Regions from separate parts of the Homo sapiens genome. Here all the other regions are linked to region 3. The links are chromatin loops, found by intact Hi-C in ENCODE. Cell type or tissue: endothelial cell of umbilical vein. All regions are shown on one strand.

Evidence for each region. Peaks named below come from ENCODE experiments on the same cell type or tissue, not always from the same donor. Only the 100,000 strongest peaks of a DNase experiment are listed, where the experiment ranks them.
Region 1: it touches region 3 in a loop (9-fold over the local background); 2 of 110 quality-filtered maps call a loop at or near these places.
Region 2: it touches region 3 in a loop (17-fold over the local background); 14 of 110 quality-filtered maps call a loop at or near these places.

The regions. Positions count from the first base shown.
Region 1 is chr10:93,354,393-93,362,392 of GRCh38, forward strand. MYOF (myoferlin) reads right to left here. Exons shown (of 54, transcript NM_013451.4): 28 at 7,060-7,165; 29 at 5,441-5,586; 30 at 2,283-2,456; 31 at 1,236-1,344. Among named protein-coding and RNA genes, the nearest start is that of MYOF, 120 kb to the right of the region's middle. In endothelial cell of umbilical vein, a CTCF peak has its summit at 3,481 (motif pointing left); a DNase peak (open chromatin) is centred at 3,479.
Region 2 is chr10:93,077,235-93,085,234 of GRCh38, forward strand. CYP26A1 (cytochrome P450 family 26 subfamily A member 1) reads left to right here. Exons shown (of 7, transcript NM_000783.4): 7 at 1-651. The coding sequence ends at 70. Among named protein-coding and RNA genes, the nearest start is that of CYP26A1, 7.3 kb to the left of the region's middle. In endothelial cell of umbilical vein, a CTCF peak has its summit at 3,207 (motif pointing right); no DNase peak of the experiment used is centred here; H3K27me3 peaks cover 191 bases.
Region 3 is chr10:93,508,104-93,516,103 of GRCh38, forward strand. CEP55 (centrosomal protein 55) reads left to right here. Exons shown (of 9, transcript NM_018131.5): 5 at 7,302-7,452. It also overlaps the pseudogene RNA5SP323. Among named protein-coding and RNA genes, the nearest start is that of CEP55, 15 kb to the left of the region's middle. RefSeq lists a silencer at 3,249-3,543. In endothelial cell of umbilical vein, no CTCF peak of the experiment used is centred here; DNase peaks (open chromatin) are centred at 3,378 and 7,408.

The DNA of each region.
Region 1 (8,000 bases), 150 kb before region 3:
ATTTTTAAAAAATACTACAGTAAGCTCAATGCAAAGTGTATCAATCAGGAAAACATTACCTTTGTTATAAACTAACTGAATTTAGGGTACTGCTTATCATCACAGACCTTTAAAATGAAACTGGGTCTCCAGCAGCTATAGAAACGGGGCTTTCTATACTACTTCAGCATCAGATCTGGGAAACAGTTAACATCTAAAAGATTCTTTGACATTTCAAAATATTCATACTCCTTTTATTATTATATTCTCTCTGTCTCTATCACTCACACATTCACTCTCTCTCTCTCTCTCTCTCTCTCTCTCTCTCTCTTTGTGAGATAGCAGAGCATTATGATTCCGTGCACAGATTCTGGGAGCTCTACTACCTGAGTTCAAATCTCTCTAGTGCTTACAAGCCATAAGACTTTGGGCAAGTTATTTAATCTTCCTGTACCTTGGTTCCTTCTTCTGTATAACGGGAACAATAATAGCACCTACCTTACAGGGTTGTTAAGAGGATTAAACAAGTTATAATATGTACAGGTCCTAGCCCATGCTAAGACCTATATAAGCATTTGCTAATATTATTGTAGAGCAGGTCTGTCTCATTCCAAAAATCCTGAAAATTATTATTGAAATCAACCATTATTTAAATTTTGGTGCCTTTTTTCCTATAGTTAAAATTTTAATTTTGGGGGCTTACTAGACAGAATGAGCACATATGAGATAGACTGTTAATATCAGTGATCTGACCACCCTTCACCTTATATGTGATATGGTTTTCAACTGTAGTTTTAAAAACTCCTTTCATCAAGGATGAAAATGAAAGTCACGTTTGCATGAAGAGATTTTAAAAATCATATTCAGTGATTTGAAGAGTTTCCTTAAGATAAGAGTTACAGAAGTGGAATTCACAAAGTCATGTTTAAAATTCACTGCTGGCTGGGTGTGGTGGCTCACGCCTATAATCCCAGCACTTTGGTAGGCCAAGGCGGGTGGATCACCTGAGGTCAGGAGGTCGAGACCAGCCTGGCTAACATGGAGGAAATGCAAAAATACAAAAAATTAGCCAGGCATGGTGACGTGCGCCTGTAGTCCCAGCTACTCAGGAGGCTGAGGCAGGAGAATTGCTTGAACCTGGGAGGTTGCAGCGAGCCAAGATCGTACCACTGCACTCCAGCCTGGGTGATAGGGCCAGACTCAGTCTTGAAAAAATAAAATAAAATAAAATAAATCAAAAATAAAACAAAACTCACTGTCAAAATTGCAGGAAACAATGGGGGTGTTTGCTCCGAACACAGTGGTGGCACTGTGCTTCTGTTTCTCCAGGCTCTTCTCATCCCCATCTTCGGTAGTGTCTGCCCCCTGAAGTCAATTAACAGAGTCAATTAGCAGAGAAGTCAATAAACACTGCCTAAAAGCAAATCAACCAACCAAGAGGCAAGAATAACAAATGGAATTCTAGCTTTTTAAAGATGTTATCGTGCAAACACCCCATTTTTAAAGATGAATAAGTCCCAGGATAGCAAGTGACTTCCCTGAAGTCGCTTAGCTGGAAAGCAGCCGAGCAGGAAGTGGGAGCCAGCCCTCCTACCTCCAGTCCAGGTTTGCCAAACCCTGCTACTGAAAGAAAGGGAAAAAAAGGAAAAATGTAGAGGATAAACAGGGAGTAAAAGGATGGGATAAGGAAGAGAAAGAGCAGCAGCAGCAGAATACTGTGGGGTCAGAGTGCAGAAATACAAACATAGGCTGTTGGGAAATGGCTCCTGACCACCCTATTGTTTTAGATCACCCACTGCCATTCTCCTATTCCTTCCTTCCACCTGCCTGCTTTTTCCCCCGACTTCTTTACTGTGCTTCAGTATGTTCTTCCGTATTGCTCTCTAATTTTGTGAGCTAGACTTCTGATTTCCTCCCCCGACATCTGTATATTTATGAATATACATATGAATATTTTGTTGAACAGTTGCAGTTTCCAAGATGTGATTCAAAGAACTTGTGCCTGGGATGTGAATAGGTGTCACCTGAAACAAGGGTCCTGGAACAGATATATTTGGAAAACACTAGGTAAAGCAGGTGTGTAGACAGCAGTATTTCTTAGAACACTCCTGTGTTAATGGTCTATTCGTTCTACACGAGGTATTGAGCACCCAGGATGTGTGGCTTTCCCTCAACCTGTTAATATTTGCCATCTTATAGTACCAGGGTTACAGGGACCTCTATGGAGTTGGCAGTGCTGTATCCAACACTCATATATTTTCTCTACACCAATATGATCTGCGCTCTGGCAACCTAGTACTTACAAGGGCACCTTCAAGTTTAAAGATGGCAGCTGCACCATGTGTTTCTGAAGGAGCCATTTTTCTCCTCCAGCGTCTGCGGCGGAAGGTATCTGAACTACGTTGTTTCCAGTGAAATTTCCAGCCAATTAGAGAAGCATATTCCCAGCCCTCTTGGTCTTGCAATTCCTCCATGGCCTAAAACAGAAGTAAACATGTTAATGATGACGATGATGATGATGATATTCCTTATTTTGATAAAACAGGTTATATGATCAATCAACAGATACACAGTATTCAAAATCTACTCTGTGCCAAGTACTGAGCTAGAGTCAGGAATACAGAAAAGAAAAAAACAGACAGGACCTCTGCCTTGCAGAGCTGATGGACTGCAGGAGTGCAGAGAGATAACCAGGCAATGACAGCACAGTCGTGGACATACCCTCAGGAGGTGCACCTCATTCAGATTTGGGGGTGGGTGAAGCAAGTGGATTCTTTCTCAAATTGCTTTCTGTTTCCTCACTTCATTATTTCATAAAAATGTTGCTATTGTGATATAGTTTGTAAAACATTAGTATCTCCATTTTACATATGTAGGAAAAAAATTAAATGCCCCCTCCCAGGTTTAAATGTCTTGCCTGAGCTAATAGCTGCCATAACTGATAATTAAGTGATCAGAATATGTTATTTCTGTAATAACTAATAACAAATTCGTGTGGTACTTTTTAGCTTAAGAACTATTGATTTACCAGTGGTATCAGTTTTCAATGTTATATTCTCTTCATTCGACAAATATGAGTGCCCACTGTGTGACAGGGATCGTGTTAGGGGCTGAGGACACAGTGAAGAAGAGATAGGGTCTTTGCTTTCATGCAGCTGACATTTTCATGGCAGAAGTTTGATTTAAAATCTTAAAAATATGACTGGATTTAATAAACGTAAAACAATGTGGAATAATATTCAAGACCTGAGAAGTGAGAGCTCCATGTGGGTAATTATTGTTGGGTCTATTTTTTCACTTTAAATAAATGTAAAATGCAGGTTAAGCATAATCTTGTACCTGACCCTCTAGTAACATAAATAGTAGCAGTGAAAAATTTCACATAGCCAAGAGTAAGGCAGGTTAGGAAACATGATCAAAGCCTCAGAAATACTCGTTAGAACTGGACCATATCCTGAGCCTTCTAACTGATGGCTCAGTGTTCTTCCCGCTTCAACTTGGTGCCCTCGTGTGGAAGAAGAGCGTTCAAGCACCTTCAGAAACTTCTCACCCTGTCAGACGGGGATAATTAAACAATAGAGAGACATTCATTAAACTAAAGAGCTTCTACACAGCAAAAGAAACTATCATCAGAGTGAACAGATAACCTACAGAATGGAAGAAAATTTTTGCAATCTATCCATCTGACAAAGGTCTAATATCCAGAATCTACAAGCAATTTAAGCAAATTTACAAGGAAAAAACAACCACATTAAAAAGTGGGCAAAGGACATGAACAGATAAATCTTCAAAAGAAGACATTTATGTGGCCAAAAAACATGAAAAAAAGCTCAACATCACGGATCACTAGAGAAATGCAAATCAAAACCACAATGAGATACCATCTCACACTAGTCAGAATAGAGATTATTAAAAGGTCAAGAAACAACAGATGATGGTGAGGCTGTGGAGAAATAGGAAAGCTTTTACACTGTTGGTGGGAGTGTAAATTAGTTCCACCATTGTGGAAGACAGTGTGGCGATTCTTCAAAGACCTAGAACCAGAAATGCCATTTGACCCAGCAATCCCATTACTGGGTATATACCCAGAGGAATATAAACCATTCTATTATAAAGATACATGCATGCATATTTTCATTGCAGCACTCTTCACAATAGCAAAGACATGGAATCAGCCCAAATGTCCATCAATGATAGACTGGATGAAGAAAATGTGGTATATCTACACCATGGAATACTATGCAGCCATAAAAAGGAACGAGATCATGTCCTTTGCAGGGACATGGATGGAGCTGGAAGCCATTATCCTCAGCAACCTAACAGAGGAACAGAAAACCAAACACCGCATGTTCTCACTTACAGGTGGGAGCTGAACAATGAGAACACTTGGACACAGGGAGGGGAACAACACACACTGGGGCCGGCGGGTGGAGGGAGCGCATCAGGATAAATAGCTAATGCATGCTGGGTTTAATATGTAGGCGACGGGTTGATAGGTGCAGCAAACCACCATGGCACACATTTACCTGTGTAACAAACCTGCATGTACTGCACATGTATCTCGGAACTTAAATTAAAAAAAAAAAGACTCATTCATTCATTAGCTCATTTATTTGACTAGATTATTTACTGGGAGCATATTTCTGAGTTAGCAAGGAGGATACAAAGATGACTGTGGCTCCATCTTTGCTTCCAGAAGCTCACCATCTAATAAAAATAATGTCATAGTGCCTACCGGAGTTACCCATTCTGTGGAATAGAGAGAGTTCCTGTTTGGACTTAGCCCGGGTTCCAGCACCAGCTTTGTCACTTACTAAACACTTGGCCCAGAGCAAGTCTATTTAAACTCTGTGAGCATTATCTATAAAATGAGCATAAAATCCAAACCTTACAGAACATAGATGATGCATACTCAGTACCTAGCATTATAGAAAGCCACTTCTATACATGCCACTTATTATTGAGTGTTACTGTTCTATTTAATTTATTATTATTCCATTTAAAGCTTACAATACCCTAATTAAAAGGCATAGATATTATTCCCATTTTGCAGATGAGAAAGAAAGGGAAGTCAGGGTTTGAATCTTTACACATCTTGTTCCAAGTCCTGACCTATTACTACTACTAGATTATGCTGCCAAAATCATTTCCATTTAACACCTCTGTAGCAGTTCTCAACATTTAGCCTGCCTGGGAATCACCTGGATGGTTTGCTGAACTACAGATGGCTGGGCCTGCCCCCAGGATTTCTAAATCAGGAGGTTTGGGGTGGGACAGTTCTAACAAATTCCCAGGTGATGATGATATTGCTGGCTGGGGTGGGCTCACTTTGAGAACCCTTGAGTGGAGTGTTAGGCTCTGGATTTGCAAATAATTTCTGCAGAAATGGCTAGTTAGCTGGGACTTTGTAGTCAGGAGGGCAGAGCTCCCCAGTCCAGCTCCCTTCCCTTGCTTCTCTTACCCTTGCGGTGCTTGAAGCAGTCTGTGTTAAATCTTTCTTGCGTTTTCGGACCAGCCTTCGCCGTCTATGAGTGTGGTACATTTTCTCTGCTGCAACCCAGGATTTGGGCTTATGATCAGGAGGAATGGTGATTCCATATTCCCAGCCTGGAACAGAGTTTGTGAATGGTTACCCAGAAGAGATGCATTTGCCAGATCACCAAATAAACCTCGAGGAAACATTTGTTCACTCTCCCTGCCCTCAGATGTTCTGTACTATCATGACCGAATATGTGGCTGTTTTCACTTTGCTGGGTTATTCAGCCAAACTGAATACAGCCTCATTCCCATTCAGCTCCTCAAAATGCCTCCTTGGTGGCCATGTTCTCCCCTACTTTTATGCTTCCAGTCATTCATGGTAACTGAGTGCACTTAGGAATAAAGCACAGTTCAAGAGGCAGGAAGAAACAGCAGGTAAGCGTGTGGACTGTGCGGTTGCACAGCCTGGGTTCAAATCCTAGCATCGCCACATGTTGGCTGTTAACTAAATAAGTTTCCAGCAAGTTGGTAAACCTGCCTATGGCCCAATTTCCCCACTGTAAAGTGGGATTATAGGGTTACAGTATTTTAACACTATCAAAATGACATATGCAAAGCATTAGGGCCATACTTAGCACACAGCTATTGCTCAGTCAATGCTAACGATTATTCTGAGATCTGGTGTGTGCATCGAGATCAGTGAGGAGCTTATAATTGATTTGAAATCTTCTGGGTCAATGCCAGTTCTATGCACCATGCATAAGGAAAGTAATGAATCAGATTTTCTCTTTTGAGAATTCCAAATGCTATTGTTCACTTAACTTTAATTATGGTTCAGAAAAAGACAAATATCAGAAGCTATATCAGTAGTCTGCATCATTGCTGCATAGGAAGACTTTAAGGGTAGTTTACAGTTCTCTTTTCTGCGTCAGGGGGGCCCTGAATGTGATGTTCCCAGGGAGGTTATGGGGTGTGGTTAGAATAGAGAAAATCTTGACTCCAGCTCCCTCCCAAATTCTCATCCTGGATCCCCAAGCATCTCAAAACCTGACCAGTTGGCCCCATCACCTGATGTTTTTCACTCTTAACACCCCCTGCTCACTTAGCACTTGTCCATACACTTGCCTTTCCCTTGGATTCTACATTTGGTTAGTCACAGACGGTACCACATGACCCAGATGCCACAGACCAGCGGTCCCCAACCTTTCTGTCACCAAGGACCGGTTCCATGGGAGACAATTTTTCTATGGACAGGGTTGTGGGGTAGAGGGAGGATGGCTAGATTCCCATGAGGAGCACACAACCTAGACCCCTCTCACGTGCAGTTCACAATAGGGTTCGCACTCTTAGGAGAATCTAATGCTGCCACGGATCTGACAGGAGGCAGAGCTCAGGTGGTAATGCTCACTTGCCCGCCGCTCACCTCCTGCTGTGCGGCCTTGTTCCTAAAAGGCCATGAACTGGTACCAGTCTGGCCTGGGGGCTGGGGACTCCTGCCATAGACCAACAGAAGTGAGGCCCCTCCCTCCCAAGGAAACTTTATCCTGGTTAACCAAGGCCCTGCTGCAGAGCCCCAATCAGGTCACAGATGTACAATGTTACCTTTCTCATCCACCGCTCGATTTATGTCATAAGACCATGCATCATCTTCCCATTCCCAACCTGGAGGACAAGTCAACTCGCTGGGTGATGCTGCTTTATCGCCGTTCTTACAAAACAAAAATAAAAACAAAGAAGAGAGGTAAGCCATAGTGTCAGTAAGAGGCAAAGGGTCCAATATAGTTCCTCATTTAACTATGGCATTCACACCTTTACTTAGATACCATCTTAGAGATCCATTTCACTCAGAAAAATCTCTAATCTTTATTTATTCACAACTGCTAAATAAAAATTAGTTTAAACTACCTTTTGTTTTTACTATTAGGGAATAGTACTAGGTTCAATCATGTGAAATTGCTGTTGTTATAGGTCAAAGTGGTTGAATCTCAGCAATTTCTTATGGTTCAACTTAATATTATGAAATGGTGCAACTCTCTTTATGAGGGGTTACATGGGATAGAACCCATCAGAGAATGGGTAAAACATTCAAGACACATGGTTGTTTGTTTCTTTGTTTTGAGACAGAGCCTCGCTCTGTTGCCCAGGCTGGAGTGCAGTGGCGTAATCTCGGCTCACTGCAACCTCTGCCTCCTGGGTTCAAGCAATTCTCCTGCCTTAACCTCTTGAGTAGCTGGGATTTACAGGTGTGCGCCACCATGCCCAGCTAATTTTTGTATTTTTAGTAGAGACAGGGTTTCACCATGTTAGCCAGGCTGGTCTCAAACTCCTGACCTCATGATCTGCCCACCTCGGCCTCCCAAAGTGCTGGGATTACAGGCGTGAGCAACCACACCTGGCCTGTTTTTGTTTTTTTTGAGACAGAGTTTTGCTCTGTCGCCCAGGCTGGAGTGCAGTGGTGCAATCTCGAGTCACTGCAACCTCCCCTCCCAGGTTCAAGCGATTCTCCTGCCTCAGCCTCCCAAGTAGCTGGGATTACAGGCACC
Region 2 (8,000 bases), 430 kb before region 3:
AACCAGTCCCACCGTGTATCCTGTGGACAATCTCCCTGCAAGATTCACCCATTTCCATGGGGAAATCTGATGAGCTTGAATGTTCAAACCTGAGACTTATTGGAAGTGTACATATGAGTTTTTAAGGAGTGTTGTGTTGACTTTATATTTAATTTCTAAATGTATATTATAATATTTATGTGTTTTGACTATACTACCACAATCTTTAAATATTAAAATAATGAATTTGTATCATTTCCAAATAAAGTAAAATTTGAAGGTACTTTTCTGGTATTTTAAGATTCCTGTTGGGTAAAACTCACCAGTTTAGTATTTTCTTAGTGTATTTAACCAGATTTTACAATGCCTACCTGGACTTATTTGTCATCTTTGCATCTGTTTTCTGTGAGAAGAAATCTTAGCTGTTTTTTATGTTAACAGTTATTAGAAAATATATGTCTGTGTGTGTTATTCCAGACGTATCTCTGTAAATTCTTCTACAGTCACTTAGATTCCCTATTTGGAAAATTGATCCAAGTTAATTTAATTTTTTTTTGGTTTGCTGTACTTTAGGGAAAGATGAACCTGAAAAGGTAACACTGAGAACTGTCACTCTAACCTCTCCAGCTTATCTAACATGTCATAAACATAATAAATCTGTGTTGTCCAATAGTGCCAGAACTGTTCTCTGAAGTTACGGTTTTAGATAAGACAAAGCCAGTCACTCCAGTTATGGACAGCTCTTGACTAAAATGAGACCAGAAATCATTGGCGTGTCACCTTTACTTAGAAGTTGCATATGGAAACAGTATTAGGAAAGGCGCATCTCTGGTTAAGATAAGCTGAGCCCAGGTTTTCTTTATTCAAAATGAGGCAGGAGGAGCAGATTTAGCAGACTGACAGATAAAGTTTTTATCTATCCCAGGCAATAGGGTGTGAGCCTGACATGACTGATAAAATGGCCCAGTCATGACCCTGTGAACCTTGGCTAACCTCCGTGAAAGCGCAGTTTTGTCACATTTCTGACCCTGGCATAGCCACAGTCTGAACTGAAGGCCAGACTCTCAATCCAGAAAGGTTAGCCCCAGTGACTTGCTTATGCAAGCACATTTTTGGTTTTGGAATGGCACAATCTGCTCACTGAACCTCTGATGACTTGTAGGTTTCAAACTTTACATTTTTCATTACAATTTTAGAATTTGGCAATACTGCAGAAACCAGGTGGTCTAAATAGGTGTTTGAAAAGTGTTCTGTCTACAGTTACATATTCTACCTGACTATAGTTTTTTAGGTAGAACTTGGGTTGTTCTTATTGTTGGACTGCTCTGAATTTTAAAGGATGTTTATGTAATAACTCATAATGCCGTTAAAAAATGAGACATTTCAGGCTATGTAGTTTCAGCCAAAGCTTTAGTGTACTATAGTGTGCAGAGATGACTCTTCTACCCCTAACATTTTTCCTGGACATTTCCAGCTAGGAGCATGCTAGACTGAGGGCATAATTATTTCAGATAATTTCTACAAAGGCATTTTTAAATTTTATTTTATTTATTTTTTGAGACAGAGTCTCACTGTGTCACCCAGGCTGGAGTGTAGTGGCACAATCTTGGCTCACTGCAACCTCCGCCTCCTGGGTTCAAGCGATTCACCTGCCTCAGCCTCCCGAGTAGCTGGGATTATATATGCACACCACCATGCCCGGCTAATTTTTATATTTTTGGTAGAGATAGGGGTTCCACCATGTTGGCCAGGGTGGTCTTGAACCCCTGACCTCAGGTGATCCACCCACCTTGGCCTCCCAGAGTGCTGGGATTACAGGCGTGAGCCACTGCACCCGGCACAAAGCCATTTTAAAACAGCTTTTTTTTTTTTTTTGAAACAGCCTTGCCCTGTAGCCCAGGCTGGAGTGTAGTGGTACAATCTCAGCTCACTGCAACCTCCACCTTCCGGGTTCAAGTGATTCTTGTGCCTCAGCCACTTGAGTAGCTGACACTACAGGCGCATGGCACCATGCCTGGCTAATTTTTGTATTTTGGGTAGAGATGGGGTTCTACCACATTGGCCAGGCTGGTCTCGAACTCCTGACCTCAAGTGATTCATCCGCCTTGGCCTCCCAAAGTGCTGGGATTACAGGCATGAGCCACTGTGCCCCATCTAAAAGAGTTTTAATACTTTTCATTCTTCTGGAGGACAGCTGGCCTTTAAAACACTATCTTCGCTGACTTAGTGGCTCTGTTTCTCTGCGAATGTAGTGCAGTCGGAAATCTGAGCCATCTTAACATATCATTCATTTTTTAATCTGGGGAGCTTCGAGGAAAGTGCTTCTGGTTTGCATTTCCCAGGGCTAGATTTAGCCCAATTATCCTGATCAGTTACAGAGTAGCAAAGAATTCATCTTGAAAATACGTTAAAAACACAATCTTTGATCATGTGCTTTGTGCAGAGGAAAGGCAGTCTGGAAGCATGTGAGCAAGGCTGCTGTCTTGGACAATGGGCCTGGGTCACATCTCTCTGGGTCAAGTATGTTTTATGGCACAGTCACCTCTGGGCTGGTGTCCACGTGATGGAGAAATGATGTAGATTTGGCCAAAACTGTGGAAGGAGGGGACATGACCCCTCTTGGACTCACTCTGGAAAATGACCCTTCGGGCTCCTAGCAGCATGGTGTAGCGATAGGGGTGCTGTGCTGTCCAGGGCTGCTGCGGGTGGGCGACCAAGCTGGTGCCCTCTGCTTCCCCTTGCGCAATGCCCTTGGCCCTTGCTGCCTCCCATGTTCTCTTCAATCAGGACTGTGTTGCCACCAACCACAGACCACTGTCAGGACTGAGATGTGAAAGCCTGAGGCTTCAGCATTCAGAGGGATTGGAGCCTTTACCTAGCAAGGTCCTTGGAGGCCCAGAGACAGACTGTAGTTTTCCTGGGGCCACACAGGGAGTGGCAGAACCAGGAAAGACCTCCAGATGCCATTTTTTTTCTTTCTTTTTTTAAACAGCTAATAACACTTGCCCGATTTCTAACTCGCTGTTGCCAGACATAATCCAGGGGTCTCAACTTCCTAGCTTCCTTTTATGTCCCCTGCTACCACTCCCGTGCCAGCACAGATCAATTCTCTTGCAGGTCCCCAGAGGTGGTTGGTGAAATGGGAGCGCTGAGAGGAGGTGGCTGCTCCCCGAGACTCCCTGTCTCCGGTTGGGGTTTCAGTGCTTTTTGCACCCTGTTACTCTCCAGAGATCCACAAGGGGGCGGGCTTCTCCCTTCTATGCCAGGCTCAGAGGCCAGTGGTTTTCCCCACCAGTGTCCACGAATTCCAGTGTACAAGACTCTGGCCCAGGGCTTGCTTTTACCCCGGACAGTGAGAAGCTACAGGCCACCCAGGGCTTAGCAAGTACTTAGCACCAGGTCTGGTCAAGGCTGCCTGGCCCCTCTGGAAGGGGTCATCCCAGGCTGGGCTGACCTGCGCGTCTTTCAGTTCCTGAAGCAGCCGCCAACCCTTGGTGGTCTATGGGGTCAGCGGCCCAGGTTTCCAGCATTGCCCCCACACTGCCCACGTGTGGCTTATGTTGCTTTCACTCTACCTGGAAAATCGCTGTCAGTTTTGAGGGAGCAGGGAGCACAGTTTCCAAAGAACGCGGGCAAACTAATCAGCCTTCGGATGACCGCAACCAGGTGCGGGAGCCACCGCACAAAAGCACCTAGGGAGGAACGAGGGACGTATAGGGAGGTTGCGGTGGCTCCTTTAGACAGTCAAAGGGCTGCTGTAGTAAACACAGGTTCAGACCCGTTCTGAGGGACAGAGCATGCTCTTAGGAGGGTAAAGTAGGAGAGAGATGCTGGCGCCATGTAAGGAAAACATTCTGAGACAACTCCAGCCCTTTGGTGATGAAACAGGCTACCTTGTGAGAGGGAGAGAGTGAGCTCTCTGTCAACAGAGGCAGCCAAATACAAAGCTGGATACCTAAGCCGCCACAGAGATCAAGACATGGAGGGTGAGCTTGGGTTAGATGACCCCCCATCCCCCTTCCAAAATTAAACAGTTGTGAATCTCCGAAATGTGATTCTGTATTAATTCAGTTCCTCAGATACCCACTTTGAAATGCCTGGGGCTGTGGAGATGGGACATCCCCACGTCCTATTCCAGAGGCATTCAGCAGTCTTTGGTGATCATTCTCCCAAACCTCAGAGGCAGATGTGGAAGTGGGAGCCCAGATATGTGACCTCAGAAAGGCACCAAGTGCCCTGTGTTGACTGCCCAGGGACCTCTCCCCTGCCCTGTGACTTGGTGTTTCCTGCTCCAGGTCCTGTGTCTGCTCCAACCACCCCTAGTTCCCCCAACCTGCCCATGCTGACCATTCGCTTGACCTGGCCTCTGGGGTCACATCCTGCTTCCTTCCCCAGTCCTCCCCGGGTCCCCATAATCCCATGCACTGACATTGTCCTCTACCCATCCCAGCTGTCCTTTGTCTCCACCTCCTGAAATGTGCTGGGAGGCAGGAACTGTGTCTCATTGTTCTAATCTTATACATTTAGTCCATTTTCACATACCTCTCCAGCCTCCCCTGGAATGTACATGTAGTAGGTGTTCTCTGGAAGAAATACTTCTTGGGGCCAATTGACACCATTTACCTTATGTTTCTCCAGCTTACATGGTGCCATGTTTTTCTTTGAAAAGTGAAACTTTCATCCTTGAAAAATCTCAGCGGCCGCAAGCATACACGGCTGTGGTTTAACAGCATGTCACATTCCTGAAACCGACGCTCCACGGGTATTTGACCAAACAAGCTTTCCTTCCTTTGAAGTAGAGTCAACTCGAGTTAGAACCCTGAGACAGGGATGAAGATTCAGCCTGGGACTGCATGGTGGGTTTTCTGGGTGAGACATATCATGTTGCAATATTCATAACCACGCACCCTCAGCACAGAAGCTGCCCCACACTGTAAGATTTCTCACTGCTGCTGAGCCCTCCCTGGTACGTTGAGGAGTTAGAAACCTGTTCACGCCTTTAGGATGGTAGATGCTTCAGGATTTTTGTTTGTTTGTTTTGTTTTGTTTTTTTTGAGATGGAGTCTCACTCTGTCGCCAGGCTGGAGTGCAGTGGCACGATCTCAGCTCACAGCAACCTCCACCTCCCAGGTTCAAGCGATTCTCCTGCCTCAACCTCCCCAGTAGCTGGGACTACAGGGACGCTCCACCACGCCCAGCTAATTTTTGTATTTTTAGTAGAGATGGGATTTCGCCATGTTAAGAAGGATGGTCTCAATCTCTTGACATCGTGATCCACCCGCCTCGGCCTCCCAGAGTGCTGGGATTACAGGCGTGAGCCACAGCGCCGGGCCCTGCTTCAAGATTTTTATCTGAAGTCACTAATGGGTTCACTTAAATGCATTGTGAAAAGAGGACCAGGTGCTTTGCTTATAATAGACATGTGACAAAACAAATTTGTTAAGTACAGCCAAATCAATTCATTGACTGGTTCGTTAAGTACAGCCATATTGTCCAACACAACAATCACTTAATGATAGATGGGGGCATTCAGTATTCCAAAATTGAAAGTTCATTTAATGTCAGGTAGTCACAGACTTTTAGGGCCGTAAAGGAGGACAGGTCATCTGGCCCCTCAGTTTACACCTGAGAAACCCGAGGTTGAAAGAAATTTTAGGTTACAACAGAGAATGTGCCCAGCACACTGTAGGACTTGACCCTGCTCTCAGTTAAAAAAAAAAAAAAATCAACTGTATTGTTTACTTATATACGTGTCAGGGAAAAAAATGCAGGTTAGCAGACTATTTGAGACCAAATAGTTCTTATTTGTCATGATACTGCTGAGAGTGTGTGGACTCTGGGAGGTGTTTTGAGAACTTGGAATTTTGTGGCCTCAGAGAATTTGACACAAAACCTGGCGGAAGGTACAGATTGCTGGCATTTATGGTGGATGTGGGGGCTGAGGTCTTCACGTTGGTAGAGCTGGACTTTCAGATCGTTTGAGCCCCTTCTACTAAACAGCAGAAAATGGGTTTTAAAGGCAAAAGCACTTACTTATGAGAAACAGGGGTTCTTAGACTTTATGAGGCATCAGAATCATCCAGAGGGCTGGCTTAAACAAAGATGATTGCCCACTCCAGAGTTTCTGGGTTGACCCAAGAATTTGCATTTCTACCAAGTTCCCAGGTAATGCTGATGCTGTTGGTCCGGGGACCATACTTTGAGTACCATTGGTGTAAAGGCTTCTCATCCGTGAGTCAAGGATCACAGACTTAGGAGGGCTGGCAGATAATATTAACAAGTAATGTTAGCCAGGTGGAGAGACAGTAGGATATGGTGGGCGTGCTGCTGATGTGGGGACCACAGGTTCCCTCTAAAGTGGGCAGTTGCTGCTCAGTGCTGACCTACTCTTGACCTACAGGAATGAAGAACTCGGTTTGAAACTCTTTCGGTGTTTCAGGAAGTGCTAGAAATCCAGGTTTACATAAGGAATGTGTAATGGGAATATCCTGTTTTTTAGATGTTGGTGGCTAATTACCTTTTTAAAAACTGTGCAGGCAAAATAAAACTTGTTTGTGGCCCTGCTGGTGTCCAGTTTGCAACTTCTTGGGTCTTCGATCTTTGGAGAATTTTTAGAGTGCTTGATCAAAAGTGGCTTAGCTGAGTGGGTCTGTTTCAGAGTCTCTCATAAAGTTGCAGCTAAGATGTGGGCCAGGTTGCAGTCATCTGAAGTCTTGACTGAGGCTGGAGGGTCTGTTTCCAAGATGGCTCCTTCATATAGCTGTTAGCGGGAGGCCTCAGTACCTTGCTTTGTGATTCTCTCCATAGGGCTGCTGGGGTATCCTCATGGCATGGCACTTGGCTTTCCCCAGAGCAAGTGATCAAACAAACAAACAAACAAAACAGCAAGATCAAGCCCTCAATGCCTTTTATGACTTAGCCTTGGAAGTCACACTTCTTCATGTCTACAATATTATATTGATTACACAGGTTAGCTGTATCCAGTGTAGGAGAGAAGCACACAGGGCATGAATGCCAGGGGGCGAGAATCACTGGGAGTTATCTTGAAGGCTGGCTGTCATAGTGAGTTTTGTTTTGTTTTGTTTTTGTTTTGAGACAGGTTCTTGCTCTGTCGCGTAGGCTGGAGTACAGTGGCGAGATCAAGGCTTACTGCAGCCTCGATCTCCTGGTCCCAACCAGTCCTCTCACCTTGGCCTCCTGAGCAGCTCAGGGCCACAGGTATGTGCCACCATGCCTGGCTAATTAAAAAAAAAAAAAAAAGGTAGAGACAGAATGTCCCTATGTTGCCCAGGCTGGTCTTAAACTCCTGGGCTCAAGCAATGCTGCTGTCTTTGCCTTGCAAAGTGTTGGGATTATAAAAGTGAGCCACTGTGCCTGGCCCATAGTGAGGTTTTTTGGTTTTGTTTTGTTTTGTTTTTGAGATGGAGTCTCCCTCTGTCGCGCAGGCTGGAGTGCAGTGGTGTGATATCGGCTTACTGCAACCTCCGCCTCCCAGGTTCGAGCAATTCTCCCTGCCTCAGCCTCCTAAGTAGCAGGGATTATAGGCATGGGCCACCATGCCTGGCTAATTTTTGTATTTTTTAGTAGAGATGGGGTTTTGCCATGTTGGCCAGTCTGGTCTTGAACTCCTGACCTCAGGTGATCCACCCACCTTGGCCTCCCAAAGTGCTGGGATTAAAGGCCTGAGCCACAGTGCCTGGCCCATAATGAGTTTTTCACTGGTTGTATAGACTCTTCCCCTGACTTCTCTTTAAGTCATTTTCATCTTGTTTCTGAGTAGTCCTTGATTTCTACTATTTTCATTGTGACTTCTCATCCATAGACACTTACAGTTATCGTCAGAAAAAAACATGTTACAGAATTTCTCAGCTGGATGTACTCTATGGGGTCATCTAGGACAAAGTTGCAAGTTGGAGACTCTCGGGTAGAGCCTGAGTGAGCAGTTGAAGTTCTTCTGTTTGCCAAAGTTTTCAACCAGCCAACTTCATTCATTTATGTTTTCAGGCCTCTGAGTCATCTGA
Region 3 (8,000 bases):
CTCTAGAATTTGGTATGAGGTTATTTTAGTTATACAGTAAAGCTGTATTATTGCAAACTGATAAATGGATTGGTGGGTTTTATTGGGAATGGAATAAATTGAGGACACAGGACTGCTACTTACAGTGTATTTTTTTCAAGTTTTAGAGATATGAAGTATAAAGTTTCTGACTTAAGTATTAGGTCAGTATGTTGGTATTTTGGTTCCAAAAATATTACTGGCATGTCTATCCTGATATAAGCATGTTCTTAAGATTTCTGTTTTACTTCATCTATCAAGTATCCTTTGAAGTCTTTTTGATCTTCAAAAGAAGAATTTAAATCTCCTGGATGTCTAGCCAGGTGCCAAGTACTCTTATCAGAATACGTAATTTACCTAGAGGTAACTGGAATGAAAAGGAAAAGTTCTATGTCTTATTACACTGAAGTTTGTTATTCTATGTATATCCATACCTATGCATTAGATGCACATATTTAGAAATATCTTACACAGCTCCTGCATTCCACTTTATTTACTCCACCTGCACCACAATGGCTTTCCAGCTACTCCTTGAATAAACCACCTTTTCTCTTTCTGTTCCCTCTGCCTGGGACACTCTTCCCCAGATATCTTCATGATTTCCTCCCTACCTCATGCAGGTTTTTATTTAAATGCCACTTTCTTGGGGTTGGGGGAGGACAGAATGGGGGCTGCCTGACCACTTTGTCTAAAATTATAGCTCCCAGACAATTCCTATTCTTTTCTCCTGCTTTTCCCTCCTCATCACATTCTACAGCTAAATTTACAATCTATTTAACTTCTCTTGTTTAATGTTCAACCTTTCCATCAGAATAGAAGTCATATGAAGGAAGGATTTTTGCATGTTTTGTACATTGCTATATCCTCAGTGTCTAGAACATTTGAAAGAATGACTGGATGGAATCTTGGGAAGTTTCTTGAATTTTACTGGTGTCTCTTCTAGAAAAGTACCTGAAAATAGATGCCATTATCTTAAGCTTACATGTGCTTTTTAGGCATCTCAGTGCTAACTGCTTCAGATATCACCTGAGGGTATTTTTAGATAATGATGATTCTTTTTTATGAAATTAACTTTGAAATACTACATATGTAAGCCCAAGCTTTTTGTTCTATCTTCTCAGCTTATTTAAGGGTCACATTGTGCTTGTCTCCTCTGTCTTAGAAAGGCGTTTATACAAATGGGGTAAAATTTAACCCAACTCTTCTACAAATGGTGGTCTAGACTGAGCAAGATTCACAGACTCTAATATACTAGGTCTGGGGTAGTGCCTGAGTTTTCTGCATTTCCAGTAAACTCCTAGCTGCTGCTGCTGCTGGCCCTTGGACCACGCTTTGAGAACCATTAACATTATTATTATTATTATTATTATTATTATTATTTTGAGATGGAGTCTCACTCTGTCACTCAGGTTGGAGTGCAGTGGCGCGATCTTGGCTCATTGCAACCTCCGTCTCCTGGTTTCAAGTGATTCTCATGCCTCAGCCTCCTGAGTAACAGGGATTACAGGTGCGTGCCACCATGCCCAGCTGATTTTTGTACTTTTAGTAGAGACAGGGTTTCGCCATGTTGGCCAGGCTGGTCTCCAACTCCTGACCTCAGATGACCCACCTGCCTCAGCCTCCCAAAGTGCTGGGATTACAGGTGTGAGTCATTACACCCAGCCAGAACTTATATTTGAGGAGCAAGAAGTGGTTTAGCTCTGGTTTTCCCTTTGGAATTTCAGCAAATCTTTGAGACCAGGGGGAAAATTGTAGTTGGAGGACTTAGGGAACATGGAAAGAGACATCTCACTTCTTGCAGCACCGACACTGGCACATTATTTGGCTTTTGAGAGCTCAGCAGTTCTAGTTCCATCACCCTCTCAAAGTTCGCAGAAACTTCCTGTAGAAGCTTACCCACGTATTTTCAGAATTAGTATTTGTTATATTTAAATAAGCCCTAAAAGCTACGTACAGCTTCTTTAGGCCCAGTTGTATCATTGTTCAGTTACCATTTCGCTCTGGCCGACAGTTGAAATAATTACGTAGAGTTAATGTCGTAAGCATTGTCAAATGTCAGTACTTTTAGTATTTATTTAAGCATTATGTTAGTATAAACTAGACAAACCAAATAGCCAAAAGACAGTTTTAATAGGCGTTTCTTGCTCTTAAATTCAAATATCCGAATTTTAAGCATAGAACTTAGGGAAGATAAATAATAATTGTTTTAAAATTATTTTGTCTGCAAACATTCAAATTAACAGAAAAGTTACAAGAATGAGTATGATAACATATAATAACATATAACGCCCATATCCCCTTTACTAAAATTCAACCGTTGTTAACATGTTACCCCATTTTGCACTCTGTTTTTCCTCTTTCAACCCTCACCCACACACATATACATGTAGTATTTTTTTCTGAACCATTTGAGAATGAATTGTACATATCCACAGCCGTTTAAACCCATATACTTCAATGTGTGTTTGTTCTCCCATCCAAGTACTAAACAGACTCAACGCTGCTTAGCTTCCAAGATCAGCCAAGATCAGGCGCGTTCAGGGTGGTATGGCCGTAGACTTCAATGTGTATTTCTTAAGAACGAGGATACTCTTGCCCACAACTATAGCACAGATAGCAACTTTAATAAATTTAACATGGATACAATACTTCTATAATCTACCATTCCTACTGCAGTTTTGTCAATTGACCCACATTTTTTATTCCTCCAGTATAGGCTAACATTTTAATCTACGTTGGTTGGAATTTTTGTCTACAGAATATTTAGTGGATTCTTGTCAAACCTGGGCGAAGACCTTTATAGCATTCCACAGGACTTTTTTTTTTTTTTTTTTTGAGACAGAGTCTCACTCTGTCGCCGAGGCTGTAGTGCAGTGGCACGGTCTCAGCTCACTGCAACCTCTGCCTCCCTGGTTCAAGCGATTCTTCTGCCTCAGCCTCCAGAGTAGCTGGGATTACAGGCACCTGCCATTGCGCCTGGCTAATTTTTTTTTATTTTTAGTAGAGACGGGGTTTCACCATGTTGGCCAGGCTGGTCTTGAACTCCTGACCTCGTGATCTGCCTGCCTCAGCCTCCCAAAGTGCTGGGATTACAGGCGTGAGCCACCATGCCCGGACTCCACAGGACATGTTATTTTGCCCACTTTTGTTCTACATTTTTATTGGTAACTTGGAGGAAATTGTTAAATGCATGCCTAACAAACGTATAGATGACACAAAGCTGGAAGGCATATCTAATGCAATGATGTTTGACTCTAAAAACTCAAAACTAATACAATCAATATTTATGATAGCTATCAACTCCGTGTATTGATACTGATAGAAAGCCGATGCACACAGTGAGAAGAGGTGGCATAAGGAAATGTTTATTGAGGGAACATCGCCATCATGTGGCCTTTTAGAATACTACCCCTTGAATCTTCAACTAACATGTATTTTTGTTTCTCATACTTAAGTGATGTATGGTTCCTTTTTTTTTAATTAATTAATTTATTTTTTTGAGATGGAGTTTCGCTCCGTTGCCCAGGCTGGAGTGCAGTGGCACAATCTCAACTCACTGCAACCTCCACCTCCTGGGCTCAAGTGATTCTCTTGCCTCAGCGTCCGGAGTAGCTGGGACCACTGGCGCCCGCCACCATACCTGGCTAATGTTTTGTATTTTTAGTAGAGACGGGGTTTCACCATATTGGCCAGGCTGGTCTCGAACTCCTGACCTTGTGATATGCCCGCCTCGGCCTCCCAAAGTGCTGGGATTACAGGCGTGAGCCACTGCACCCAGCTGGTTCCTTTAAAAGAAAAGAAAAATAAAATAAATAAAATAAAATTGGGCTGGCGCAGTGGCTCACGTCTGTAATTCCAGCATTTTGGGAGGACAAGAAGGGCAGATCACCTGAGATCAGGAGTTCGAGACCAGCTGGGCCAACATGGTGATACCCCGTCTCTAATAAAAATACAAAAAAGCTGGGCGTGGTGGTACACGCCTGTAATCCCAGCTACTCGGGAGGCTGAGGCAGGAGAATTGCTGGAACCCGGGAGGCAGAGTTTCCAGTGAGCTGAAATCATGCCACTGTATTCCAGCCGGGGCCACAGAGCGAGACTCCGTTTCAAAAAAAAAAAAAATTGGCCGGGCTCAGTGGCTCATGCCTGCAATCCCAGCACTTTGGGAGGCCAAGGCGGGCAGATCACCTGAGGTCAGGAGTTGAGACCAACATGGTGAAACCCCATCTCTACTAAAAATACAAAATTAGCTGGGTGTGGTGGCGCATGCCTGTAATCCCAGCTACTCGGGAGGCTGAGGCAAGAGAATCGCTTGAACCCGGGAGGTGGAGGTTGCAGTGAGCCAAGATGGCACCATTGCACTCCAGCCTGGGCAACAAGAGTGAAACTCCGTCTCAAAAAAAAAAAAAAAAAAAAAAATTTCATGACCATTTAATTTTGACTTAAATTATTTGTATTAAAATACTACTTAAATGTGGACAAATGTAAAATTTAGTATAAAATTAGGTATCTTTAGTATCTAACACACTATAATTTATAGGTATTTGGATATACATGTGCATTGTGAGTCATACAGTGCTTCCTCTCTTATCAAGTAAATTTAAATCTGATCCTGGGTTTCTCATGAGTCCTTTCTTTTGAAAGATGCATAGGTTCTGAGTAAGAACCTCACTGGGGATGGCAGTGGAGCTGAATAAGAGAGTGACTACTGCAGCCTGTTTTAAGATAGGCCAAGAATCCTAGCAATCTTCTCAACTGTACTAAGTTCACTGATTATTTTTCCCAACTTTTATGATTATTTTTCCCAATTTTTATTACGAAAAATGTCAAACATACACAAAAGTTAAAAGAAAATACATTGAACAATCATATATCTACCACGAAGTTTCAATAAGACAGACTCTTTAAATCAAAAATCAAATTACTACAGTGAAAACAGCCATCCACAGAGCTTTACACTATTGACGATATATAATACAAAATGGATATACAATATCTCCACTTGACAAATGGACTCTTAAGCCATGTAAAGAGGACTACTGTTCCCTAATGGATGCAGAGAGAAAAGTGTCTGGTAAAGTGGCTGAGGCTCCTGGGCTAAGTCTTTGATTTTAGAGACTGTTTCTGTCTTCCTAATTCATTTGCTAATTCTATAGCAAACAGACACTGAAAATCCTTTAAGTGCCATACCCAGGAGCTTTGCTCAAGAGTTTGTAGGGTGCTAGTAGAAAGAGCCTAACAAAGCTTAGAGAAACTCTCTAGACTTAATAAGAGTTTCCATACATGTAGATCTTTCTGGATATGGGACTCAATCAATGTCTTTAAAGGATGGAAATTCTTACCGGAAAGCAGTTGCCCTGATAGACACCCAAAACCTTTAAGCTCCTTATGTCCTCTTCATTGTGGAACTAGAGGTCTGGAAAGAGTGGCTGCTATAAAAGGAAACACTATATTGTATTGTCAGATTGAAATTAAATAGAAGAATTTTATCTATGCATAATAGATCATTTTAAGAGCTACTGTGTTGTTCTCCAAATAGTAATCAGAAATCTGTATTCCACTCTTGAAAAAATGAGCTTTGCTGATACTGTTATAGGTTCTTCGAAGTTCAGATTACTATGAGCTCTGGATTTATAGCAAGTCCTCTGGTGTGAAATGAACTGGTTACAATCCCTGCCATACAAAGCTTCTGTCTTCACATGGCCTCATTCTCTATGTATATCTGTGTGTCTGCTCCTTTTTATAAGGATACTAGTCATTGGATTTAGGGCTCACCCTACTCCAGTATGGCCTCATTTTAACTAATTGCATCTGCAAAGCCTCCCCCTCCCCTTTTTTTTTTTTGAGACGGGGTCTCACTCTATTGTCTAGGTTGGAGTGCAGTGGCGCAATCTTGGCTCACTGCAACCTCCGCCTCCCGCATTCAAGTGATCTGCTACCTCAGCCTCCCAAGTAGCTGGGACTGCAGGTACGTGCCACCATGCCCGGCTAAAAAATAGAGACAGGGTTTTGCCATGTTGGCCAGGCTGGTCTTGAACTCCTGGCCTCAAGTAATCCGCCCGCCTCGGCCTCCCAAAGTGCTGGGATTACAGGTGTGAGCCACTGCCCAGCCCACAGACCCCATTTCTGAATAAGGTCATATTCTGAGGTTTCAAGTGGACATGAATTTTGGGGGACATTATTCAACTCACTGTAAGTATGAAACCCCTATACAAACAGGTGAGTGACGGCAGCTTGGAGTTTTTAATTGGGTTATAAAAGATCATATAAAGGATGAAAGTTGGTAGTAAAGAGAGAAGGTAGCTGTTAAGTTTGATCCTCTAAAGAAGACACTGAGATGATGTTAGGAGTGCAGACGGTTTATTGGGGAGCAAGATCTGTGCAAGGAAAAAGGAAGTAGTTATGCCAGGGAGACCATCAGACCATGATGAAAACCTAACAAGGTCTCTGTCACCCCATGGGGGGCTCCAGAGCAGAGAGTGCTGAAAAGCAGAGTCCTCGTTGGGCAGCAATAGTTAGGCACTTGTTCAGTTGTTGGCTGGGGCCAATCCAGCTCAGCTCAAAAGCTGACAGGGACTTGAAGGAATTAACAGATGGAGGCTGTCAGCTAATCAGCTAATCACTCACCATGCAGCTGGGCAGAGATCCTCTTTTTTTTGTTTGTTTTTTTGAGAGACGCAGTTTCACTGGAGTTTCCAGGCTGGAGTGCAGGGGCATGATCTCAGCTCACTGCCACCTCCACCTCCCGGGTTCAAGTGATTCTCCTGCCTCAGCCTCCTGAGTAGTTAGGATTACAGGCACGCGCCACCATGCCTGGCTAATTTTTGTATTTTTATTAGAGACAGGGTTTCACCATGTTGGCCAGGCTGGTCTTGAACTCCTGACCTCAGGTGATCCACCACCCTCGGCCTCTCAAAGTGCTGGGATTACAGGCGAGAGCCACCGCACCCAGCCAGCTGGGCAGGGCTCTTGAAGGGGGATTCTGAGCAGTTCATCTCCATGTCTGTCATAAAACGTGTTTTAGTTTACAGAGAATGACATATACGCACACACAAAGCAAGTTGTGTACTGAAAAAAGCAAACAAATGAACTTAATCCCACATAAACTACGATGGTGTCATGTTGTTATGTATTCTGAAGGCATGTAACATAGAATGGTTGCCCAGAATTAGTCTATGAGCCATAGAGTTTTTGTTGGAAAAGACTACATCACTTGGACTCTCTTGCCCATTTTAAGATTTTGTTTTTTTATTTTACTGTTGATTTTCTTTCATCTTCCCATTAAGGCTCTGGAGAAAAATCAGCAGTGGCTCGTGTATGATCAGCAGCGGGAAGTCTATGTAAAAGGACTTTTAGCAAAGATCTTTGAGTTGGAAAAGAAAACGGAAACAGCTGCTCATTCACTCCCACAGCAGACAAAAAAGCCTGAATCAGAAGGTACTGACTGGTATAAAAATGTTCTCTAGGGATAGGCCTGACATTTTCCAAAAGGAATGATTCATCAAATTTAGATTTTTATAGATATGTGTTAGAAAGTAAAATAAGAGCAAGTCTTATAGCCCTGAAGTAAGAAATACCATTTTTGCAAGTTTTATTTCCTAACGTTTTCAGATCAAAAGAAAGTACCAACACAGGCTAATGGGTGATCTTTGGCAGTTCTGAAATCACATTCAGTTCTCTCTACCCATGAATGTCCTTCCCCTTTTTCAAAGTCCTTCTCCAGCTTTTACTTCCCCCAGAGTTGGCCTTGTCACAATTCTCTTTTCACTTTGCTTCCCTTCAGCACTTATTCATATCAACCCCAGGAGAAAGAATGCCTTTTTTAGATGATCCTTAAATCATTTGAACTTCAGGTATAGAATTGAGATGAAATTTCTCATTCACGATGCTGTCTTTTTGCCAAGCACTTTGCAGTTTCCCTTACATAGATCTTAGTGGAGTTTTAGAGCAACCCTAAGAGGCGGGGCAGGAAAGGTCAGTATTCT